2 separate regions of the Homo sapiens genome follow, and region 1 is linked to region 2. Evidence: read pairs that join two places in POLR2A ChIA-PET (ENCODE). Cell type or tissue: endothelial cell of umbilical vein. All regions are shown on one strand. Links, peaks and the distances in the headings refer to the core of each region. The heading gives the core; the rest is flanking DNA. Region 1 overlaps ARHGAP29-AS1 (ARHGAP29 antisense RNA 1). Region 2 overlaps ARHGAP29 (Rho GTPase activating protein 29).

Region 1 (5,385 bases), core at 72-5,071, 68 kb before region 2:
TGCATAATATTCCTTGTATATATGTACCACATTTTCTTTATCCAGATTACCGTTGATGGGCATTTAGGTTGATTCCATGTCTTTGCTATTGTGACTAGTGCTGCACATGAACATATGTGTGCATGTGTCTTTATGGTAGAACGATTTATATTCCTTTGGGTGTATACCCAGTAATGGAATTGCTGGGTTGAATGGTAGTTCTGTTTTTAGATCTTACAGAAATTGTCTTCCACAATGGCTGAACTAATTTACACTCCCACCAACAATGTACAAGTGTTTCTTTTTCTCCGCAACCTTGCCAGCATCTGTCATTTTTTTGACTTTTTAGTAATAGCCATTCTGACTGGTGTGAGATGGTATCTCATTGTGGTTTTGATTTGCATTTCTCTAGTGATCAGTGATGTTAAGCTTTTTTTCATATACTTATCGGCTGCATGTATATCTTTTTCTGAAATGTCTGCTCATGTTCTTTGCCCACTTTTTAAGTGGGTTGTTGGTTTTTTTGCTATAAATTTTCTTAAGTTCCTTATAGATGCTGGATATCAGACCTTTGTCAGATGCATAGCTTGCAAACATTTTCTTCCATTCTGTAGGTTCTGTTTACTCTATTGATAGTTTATTTTGCTGTATAGAAGCTCTTTAGTTTAATTTCCATTTGTCAAGTTTTGCTTTCGTTGCAATAGCTTTTGTCATCTTCGTCATGAAATCTTTTCCCTCTCCTATATCTAGAATGGTATTGCCTACGTTGTCTTCCAGGGTTTTCATAGTTTTGAGTTTTACATTTAAGTCTTTAATCCATCCTTAGTTGATTTTTGTATATGGTATAAGGAAGGGGTCCAGTTTCAATCTTCTGCATATGGCTAGCCAGTTATCCCAGAACCATTTATTTACTAGGGAGTCCTTTCCTCATTGCTTGTTTTTGTCAGCTTGCTTTGTCAAAGATCAGATGGTTGTAGGTGTGTGGCCTTTTTTCTCAGCAATCTGTTTGTTCCATTGGTCTATGTGTCTGTTTTTGTAACAGTTCCATGCTGTTTTGGTTTCTGCAGCCCTGTAGTATAGTTTGAAGTTGGCTAGTGTGATGCCTCCAGCATTCTTCTTTTTGCTTAGGATTGCCTTGCTTATTCAGGCTCATTTTATGGTTCCATACGAAGTTTAAAATAGCTTTTTCTAGTTGTGAAGAACATTATCAGTAGTTTGATAAGAATAGCATTGAATCTATAAATCACTTTAGGCAATATGGCCTTTTTAATGATTTTGATTCTTCTTATCCATGAGCATGAGATGTTTTTCCATTTGTCTGTGTCATCTCTGATTTCTTTGAGCAGTGTTTTGTAGTTCTCCTTGTAGAGAACTTTCACCTCCCTTGTTAGCTGTATTCTTAGGTATTTTATTATTTTTGTGGCAATTGTGAATGGAATTGCGTTCCTGATTTGGTTCTCAGCTTGACTGTTGTTGGCGAATAGAAATGCTAGTAATTTTTGTATGTTGATTTTGTATCCTGAGACAGCTGAAATTATTTATCAGCTTAAGGAGCGTTCAGGTCAAGACTATGGAGTTTTCTAGGCATAGGATCATTTCAAGACTCCAAATCTTAACCTTACTTCTAAACTACAAAATCGTCTTAATTTTGTTGAGATGTAGCTACACTTGACCTGCACGCATAACACAGTAAAGCCAAATGAGACCCAAACTTGTGATAGTAAACACAAATAAGTGTTTATTACTTCATTATGTTCAATTATGGAGATGAAATTACATTAAATGAGATCAGTGTTATAATAACCTATGTGCCTTGATTTATAAAGCATGTCTGAGCTTCTGCAGCAGGTGAACTGGAAAAGGGGAAGCTACAGAGCTGAGGTAAGAAGGTCTGGCCAAGCAATAGTAAGGGACTTTCCAAGTGTTGATGTCTAAGAGGAGAGTGTACATTCAGAATCTCTGGATAGTTTCCAAAAAGTCCAATCTGATGGAATTCGGTAGTGGAGATGGTGGTTTCATGGCCTGGTTTTTTAATGTTTCAAGAACAGAGACACATTTACCTTAGTTAATGGGGGTGCAGAATTAGGAAGGTGGCATTGCAGGGATACACAGGAGGTTGTAAGGAAGTCAGGAAACACTCAACAGCTGCACAGCTATGCCTCACAGAGACCAGAACATAATTTATAAGATAGAAGCTGCTTTAGAACACAATGCAGTTTGAGTTATCCTGTGGGCCCTCAGACACCAGCATCAGCTGCCTTAATGCTCTGCCACTTTTATGATGATGCAGCTGTTCTTGTCTCTGTTTGACTATTCCTGCCACTACCAGCCAACTTCCTTCATTTTTCTTTGTCTCATGGCCTCAGCTCACTAATGGCGCCTGCTATCACATGGTTTCTTTTTCTGTGTGTCTTTCCAATCTCTCTACCTACTACCAACAGCAAGTCCCCCATACCCCTACAAAGCATTCTATTTAAACTCTCCAAGACAGAAGGTCCTATTAGTGCTATTGATTATTCTTTCCTTCATTAAGTAAAGCTTCCTTGCCAGATTACTCCATAGAACACTGACAGGCCTACAGACGAGCTGCTCTTGGACCAGATACCCAAATTTGATTGAATCAGCTGAGGATGGGATATAGGAGCTTGTGACCAGCTTTCTTCAGAGTTGCTATGGGCATTCCAAAATTGAAAGTGTAAGAAATCCCTCTGCAATGCAGAGAGTCCATCAGATTTGAGGCAGGGCCCCTCTGGGGGTAAGAGAAAGGAAGGGATCTGTCTTTAGAGAAACGAAAGCTGGTTTGGTTGTCAGAATCGTAGTCTCAAAAGGGAAACTGAGCCAGAAGCCCCTCAGATAGACAGGGCAAACATGGCAGAAAATGGGAAAAGGCTACCATATAATGCACACTCGAATGTCCATGGCTCATCCCAGGCATAACAGATTTTAGGCTTGTGATGACGTGGCAAATGGTGGTAGACATTGGTAGATGGACTTCCTAAACACAAGCAAGTCTTGCTCAAGATTAGATCAGAACTAAGCCATTTTGAATCAACACATGGAATGCCTCTGGTCCTCTACAGAAACTCCGTAGAGACTTTTGCATTATGCAGGGAGGACACTTTTCCTCTCTGAAAAGTTCATTCTTCGGCCAACAGTGAGTCAGAAAATGCTCTCTGAACTTTTGACTTGGGAGCTTTGAAATTTAAACTTCCAACACAGATTCCTGTTCCATCTTGAAAGGGCATTTTAGTATTTAAATTTTTTTCTTTATCATGTGTATTAGTTTCCTGTGGCTGCTTTAACAAACTACCACAAACTTGCATCACTTAAAACAACAGAAATGGATTCTCTCACAGTTCTGGAGGCAAGGCAGGCCCATGCTGCCTCTGTAGTCCCTAGAGATGAATCCCTCGTTGCTTCTCCCTAGTTTCTGATGGTTGCCGGCAATCCTTGGTGTTCCTCGGCTTACAGGTACATTGCTCCAATTTCTACCTCTTCCTTTATACAGGTATCTTCCCCTTGTGTCTCTGTTTTCTCTTCTTGTACGGACAACAGTCACTGGATTAAGTCCCACCCTAATCCACTATGACCTCATTAGAACTAATTATATCTGCAAAGACCCTATTTCCAAACAAGCTTACATCCTAAAGTTCTGGGAAGACATGCATTTTATGGGGACATTATTTGATCCACTACAACATGTCCAATCTTTGGTCAAATTAATACTAGAACAAAAATTCTATGCTTTTCCTAGTCTCTGTTGGATGAGGTATATTCATTACTTGTATTTCTAAAATGGATACAGGTCACAGAGATGACTGGAATTGTGAAATCTCAAATCTTTGACCAGCTGCCCATCACTGGCAGAGTTCCAAGGAATCTAGGCAAAAGGGACAGACACCTAGTAAAAGAACACTCCTTATGACTACTTGGGAATTTGGCCCTAAACCCCACTGCCTGTCCCCACCCACCCTTGTTCTAGAGATTTGGGCTGAACCACTTGGCCTGTGTTCTACATACCTGAATGAAAGCAAGAAAATATCTTCTTGCAGACTCAGAGTCAAGACTTTATGATTTTCCATGGTGACAAGAGCTCAAAAATGACTCACCCAAATGAAAAACACCACAAGGGAAAGAAAAACTTGATCTCTCTACAGTGGGAAGCAGCAGACACAGAGGATAAAGATGTGGGTTTTTTGAGTCAAGTCTGACATGAGTTCAGATCCCTGGTTTTGCCACTTACTAGCTGGGTGAACTTGTTCATATTAATTAGTCTCTTTAAGTCTCAATTTCCTCGTTAGAGCAATGGAGATCATAATATCTTCCTTATAGGTGATTGTGAAGAGTAAATAAGATAATCTATGTAAGACCTTACTACATAGGAAGCGCTAGTTATAATCATTACTAAGGCCTTGAACAACTGGCCTAAACTGCCCCTATCAGGCCTGTTGTCTCCTGGACCCTTCCCTGATTACCACTGGAACTGCCTAAAGCAGAAGGCTTTCCCCTGTGGGAGCCCCCTAAGACCCTCTCTCAACAGCCCATGAGAGCTAAGGTCTCCAAAGAGGGAAGGCAAAGAACACTGTGGTATCAGCTAGAGTTTCTAACTTACAGATGACAGACTGGCAGCTCTCAGGCCAGATTCCACCTCTCATGATTTTTATTTGGCCTGGACAATTTTAAAAATTTGGAATTTATTGTCCACATTAAAAAATTCAGAAATGTTCTATAAAAATCCAAATTCCTGGCTTAAAAAATTGAGAGACCAGGTAATACTGAGCATAAGTTCTCCTATGACTAGAGGGCACATTTACTGTAATGTACAAATTGGCACACTTCTGAGAGTGAGAGAAGGGTCTATCAATAATTTTACCTGAACAATTAGTGTTAACTGAAACTGTCCAGGGCAAATTAGGAATGGTCATGTTACCCATGACTCCAGTGGTCTGGAGGTAAGTAGGAATGGATACTTCCTGCAGGAGGTCTTGTCTCTCTGTTTGTCTAGGGTTTTGAGTTTTGAGCTTCTATTTTAATACTTTGTCATATCATACCTAATACTTGGTCCTCCAACACCAGAATCCAACATCCCTGATCGGGGCTTCTATCATCATCTTCCTTCTCTAAGAAGGAAAAGGTATGGAGTGAGTTATCAAATCAGTGCATATGCTGGACTTCATTCAGGTGCTCTCAGGGGTTCTGATAAGATTTCCAATAGGGCACAGACTACCTATACAATGTTGGCAACACTCTGTCATCATCCAGTGCCTATTAACTAGTCCTTGCTGCTGTTATAGAGCATATATCATTAGGATAATGTCACATGTGTCATAGATACATTGGAAGCTTTTCTTCTCCTTCTCCTTCTTCTTCTTGAGACAGGATCTCCCTCTGTCACTCAGGTTAGAG
Region 2 (5,385 bases), core at 175-5,174:
TATTTCCCTTTTGCTGCCGTCTTTTGGATGAATTGATACTTTTCTAGACATATATTTTAATTTGTCTACTGGGTTTTTTATTATGTATCTTCATATACCTTTTTTAAAAAATTGGTTGCACACATCTGTGTTATTAAGAAGCTATAGTAGCTCAGGTTATATTCCTAACTTTTAAATGTTTTCTGAAGAAAACATTGTGAAGGAAAAAACAGTGTGGATGCTCATAACACCTCCCCTGGCACCACTGTCATAAACTGAATATTGCTTGCAATGTCTTGGATTCACTGTCAATTGAATATTGGGTTGCCTGGCCCATGGGTCCAATCACCAGAATGGTTTTTTTCCCCTTTGTTCTTATAAAATGAGAGAAAAGTTTAATAAATGAACCAAAACTGAGATTTTGTTTGGTAGAACTCTTTCCCTTCCCTTCTCGTTCTAATGACTACAGTGTCTTTTTCAAGAGAATATAGCAGTTACAAACCACTCCTGGCCAGCTTCCAGTTAGGAAATTCAATTTTTATCTTTTTATATAACCCGAGAAAATCTCCCTCTAATTATCATTTAGAAACTTGCATTGCCTTGATAACCACAATGGTTGCATGTAGACTTCTATTATTACTTTTTACTTTTGTCTACATTTACTCTCAGTGAAGCTAAATGTAAAACTACATCGCTTGACCAATGAAAAAATGTGTTTGATTGTTTATGTCATATAGAGTCAACCAGTTAAGCAGCATATATCAAAACATAATGGTTTTTGAGATCATTTAGCATTGTAAATTCTCATTAGAACCTCACAATCTTGGTTGAATCTTTGGTATTTATCTGTTTAAGACTTGGTTGAACTGAGTTGCTATGGACTGCTTATGACCCCCTGCAAAATTAGCATGTTGAGTTCCTAATCCCCAGTGTGATGATGTGATGATATTTGGAGGGTGGGGCTTTTGGGAGGTGACTAGGTGGAGCCCTCATGACCCTTCCCCTTCTATCATGTGAGGACACAGAGAGAAAAGAACAGTCTACGCATCAGGAATTGGGGCCCACACCAGACCCTGAATCTGATAGTGCCTTGGTCTTGATCTCTCAATCTCTACAACTGTGAGAAATAAATCTTTGTTAAGTCACTCTGTGGTATTTTTGTTGTAGCAGCCTGATGTGACTAAGAACATACAGATGTAGTAGTACATATATGGATTCTGTCATATATGAAAATGGATATTGTGTCATTAAGATACAAAATAAGCATTCTGGTAAAAAAAAAATTATCTCTTTCATGGAACAGAAATAGAAGTTCTGAGATTACTAGTTACCTGAAAGTGTAGTAATGAACTGTGAAAAACTGTTGAAGAAGCCGAGCATTTAATGTGGCTTCCAGAGTTTTATGAAAATGCTAGATGCATTAAAACATGTACTAGGACAATTCAGCCTAAAATAGATTATTCTATAAATAGCCAAGTTTAAAAAAAATGGTTGCACACTTATCTATATTTATACATACACTTAATTTTTTTACAGTCTACTTAGAACTAGTTTTTTACCACTTCAAGTGGAACACAGAAGCATCACCACCGTAGAAGTTCCTTTACCTAATCTGGGTTGTATTTGATATATGTAAATTACATCCATATACGTTGAAAACCTCACCAGACTCTCATAATTTTTGCTTTTAAAAGTCATACATATTATAAAGAGGTTAAGAGGAAAAAAGTAGTCTATTATTTACTATTTCTATTCATTCTTCTTGCATTCTAGTGGTTCCATCTTTCCTCTGGTAACACTTTGTCTACAGAACTTCCTTTACCACTATTTTATAGCAGGTCTGCTGGTAATGGATTCACTTGGTTGTGTTTCATATGAGAATGTCTTTATTTCGTCTTTATTTCTGAAGGACACCTTCACTGGATATAGAATTCTAAATACAGAAATCAGTTCTTTCACTGCTTTAAAAATATTGTTCCACTGCCTTATGGCATCCGTAGTTTCTCATGAGATACCAGTAATCATATGAATTATCATTCCCCAATTGTGGCATGTGTTTTTCTTTGGCTGTTTTTGTGGGATTTTTTTTGTCTTTGGATTTTATCTGTTTAAGACGTATCTAGACCTGGTTTTTGCTGTTTTTCCTGTTTTGGATTGGTTGAACTTCTTGAATCTACAAGTTTGACTCTTGAAAAATTTGAGAAGTTTTCAACTATTGTTTCTTCAATTTTTTTTTTTTTTTGTAGTATTCTTTTTCCTCTTTCTCTGACAGGCAGTGACTCAAACACTAGAGCTTTTGTTAATCTTCTGCAGTTCTGGAGGTCCTCTGTTTTTTCCCCAAAGCTTTTTCCTCTTGGTTGTTTATAGTGTTCTGTTGATCTGTCTTCAAGTTCACAGTCTCTTTTCCTTTGGTTATCCCCATTCTCCCATACAGTTCATCCAGTAAATTTTTTGTTCTGGATATTTTATTTTTCAGCAATAAATTTTCCTTTTGTTTCTTTATATCTTACATTTCTTTGCTGAGACTTCTTCTGTTTTTCCATGTTTCAAGATTGTTTGCTCTACTTTTTTGAAACCTTTGTAATAGTTGTTGTAGATTTTTCATCTAATCGTCCCAAATCTGAGCTGTATCAGGGTTGGTGTCTTTTTATTGTCTTTTGTCTTGCGAGTTGTTGAGATTTTCCTGGTTCTTTGTATGACAAGTAATTTTGAATGATATCCTAGATATTTTCATCATTACTTTATTGACTCTGGGTCCTGTTTATAACCTATATTGAGCATTAATTTTTTTTTTCAATTTTAGCAGCCATTTGATACAGTTAGGTTCATTTTCCAGCTTCTGCGTGACTCCCTTCCTAATCTTCTGGCTGGGGGCTTAGGTCTGCCTATTCTGCTCTTCTCCAGGGCCAAGTGTGGGGAGGATAAAGAGAAAAAAGTAACAGAAATTTCAGACCCTCTCACTCTAGACTACAGTTCATCTGGTCATAAACAAGGATTTCCATCAGAGTTTTGGCATCTCCTCAGCTGCTACTGCCATCATTGCTGCTCCCATAAGATTGTGTCTTAGGGATTTGGACTTGCTTGGGGTCTGGGGCAGGAGAGAAAATAAATATACAAAAGAAACCAGGGAGTTTTCTTCTACTGTTTTAGTTTCATCTCCCATCACCCCTCCCCGCTTTTGTTCCTTGGGCCAGAAAGGACCTCTCTTGGAGCTCCTTCTGTCTGCACTCAGTTTGTACTTTGGGAATTGGAGAATTGGGTAGGAGCTGAGCATGGGCTGGAAAAGAGGGCAGGAGTAGACCTATCACTGGATAGGTCATACCTTGAATTGTAGTTTATTTCCATTTACTTTTCAGAGTCTTGATTTGTGCATTCTGTTCAGATTTTTAGGTGAATTCAGTGGGAGACGGGAGAAGTTAGCTTACTGCATCTGAACCAGAAAACTTCCTTAAAATATTTTTGAGTGTTTAATATTGTATCTCATTTATTTTCCAAATTTTGATTAATTAATATATTATTTACTTAAAGAATCATGAAAGGATTTAAAAGAATTATAAAATCCAGGATTTGAAATTACCTTAGAAGTCATTTAGGCCATTTACTTTTGACAAATTCTCTTCACCTCAAACAATAGCTAATAATAGCTAAGATTGACTACGTACCTGCCAGTGTATTAAGCTCATGGTCTACATTAATTCATTTAATTCTCACAAAAATCCTATCAAGTTTTTAGCTCCATTTTACTGATGAGAAAACTAAAGTTTAGAAAGCCTTCTCAAGATGCGGTCCTTGGACCAGTCATATTGCCATTACTTTGAGAGCCTATGAGGAATGCAGAATCTTGGGTTTCAACACAGATCCTTAGAACCATAATCTACATTTGGACAAGATCCCCAAGGTGATTCATTTGCACATTAACTTTTTCAATGCACTGGTTTAAATAAATTATAAATAACTTGATGAAGGTCACCTAGCGTGCAAGTTACCTTTAGGATCAAGAGAGTAAGCAGTTTACCTTTAGCTGGAGAATGCTCTAACATAGCCAGTTGCTAGAATTAAACTGTACCTTATGCAGTTTGAATTTTCTTTGTTTCTTGAAGAAGTTAGGGCACAAATAAGCTATTTATTCTGTTATCTGTACTTTTCAAATACTATTTATGCAGAGTCAAGTATCCTTAGGGAATGCCTGTCTACATTGAAAAGGACTTAGAGGCTAATTATCCTATCATCTGGTATATCAAGAGAGATGAAGAGGAAACATGGCAGTCTTTGAAATAACATTAAGCTAATCGAAATTTAGCACTTATTCAGATTGCTACCCTTAAATACCTTCCCCACAAAGAAGCCAGAGTGTCATTTTAAAGAATAAATCAGATCATGTTACAGCTTTGTGTAAAATGCTCCACCAGCTTCCTGTTGCTCTTAAATTCAGACACCTTGCCATAGTTCAGATGACTACTTCTTTTTTTAGCTTTATCTTAAACCAGAGCTCCAGCTCTTTCCATATACTTCAACCATATTGACCTTTCATCTCTTTCTTGAGCATGACAAGCTCTTTCGCATTCACATTTGCACTACCTCCTCCTTTCATTTGGATTGATCTCCATGAAGCTTTTCTTACATCGGCTCGCAGTTCAAATGTTACCTCCTCAGAGAAGCCTTCCCTAATTTACCATGTTGGAAATACCCTTTCACAAACACGTACCTGGTCATACTGCATAATTTGACATTCTTATGTAGTATTTATAGCATTTTTCAGTACCAGAAAGTATTTTATTTACGTAATTTGTTACTTCTCTCGCGTACCACCCTCAGGAGAACGTAAAGGTCCAGGAGGGTCAGTATCTCATCGGTTTGCTGTAATATACCCAAAGCCTAGGTTTTTGTGAACATCAAATTAGTGTATTCATGTAAGACTCTGAGAATGGGTCTGGCATATTGTACACACTTGTCAGCTGCTGCTATTGTTGTTAGTACAAGTGATGATAGTGATAATATATTTAGGCATTTGTGAAACTCAATGGAATAATTTATTTTGAATAAATTCAAGGTAATATCTAATTATTAGAACTGAGTACTGTAGTTAAGCATTTCTATTTTTATAGGATTGAAAAAGTGAAAACAGTCTAAATAATAGTTCTTTGATTGGAAGTGTTTTCCCCATGTTTTTCTCTTAGGCAGTTGTGATCAGACCATCAGGATATAGAGATGAGGATCCTCAGAAACACATCCATCTCCTAAAATTATGAACCAGCTGGGGCATGGAGTTTTTGAAGTCACTTTTGAACTTTTCAGCTAAAAGCCAGTTTTGCTGGAAATGATTGCTCCTAGATATTAGATTCAAACTGCTTTTCTCCCTAATCTAGACTTATGCAAAATCAGGCATCATAGTATGTTCAGAGTGAT

Evidence for each region. ChIA-PET counts read pairs that join two places held together with the same protein. Peaks named below come from ENCODE experiments on the same cell type or tissue, not always from the same donor. Only the 100,000 strongest peaks of a DNase experiment are listed, where the experiment ranks them.
Region 1: POLR2A ChIA-PET joins it to region 2 with 5 read pairs; 2 of 35 experiments call an interaction of 5 or more read pairs at or near these places.

Annotation. Positions count from the first base shown.
Region 1 is chr1:94,257,675-94,263,059 of GRCh38, reverse strand. All of the region lies in intron 2 of ARHGAP29-AS1 (ARHGAP29 antisense RNA 1), which reads right to left. It also overlaps a transcript of ARHGAP29 not described here. Among named protein-coding and RNA genes, the nearest start is that of ARHGAP29-AS1, 12 kb to the right of the region's middle. In endothelial cell of umbilical vein, for the core only: no CTCF peak of the experiment used is centred there; DNase peaks (open chromatin) are centred at 3,139 and 4,099; H3K27ac peaks cover 1,350 bases.
Region 2 is chr1:94,190,205-94,195,589 of GRCh38, reverse strand. The region is part of intron 12 of ARHGAP29 (Rho GTPase activating protein 29); the gene reads left to right. Among named protein-coding and RNA genes, the nearest start is that of ARHGAP29, 45 kb to the left of the region's middle. RefSeq lists a silencer at 863-1,074. In endothelial cell of umbilical vein, for the core only: no CTCF peak of the experiment used is centred there; a DNase peak (open chromatin) is centred at 2,179; H3K27ac peaks cover 983 bases.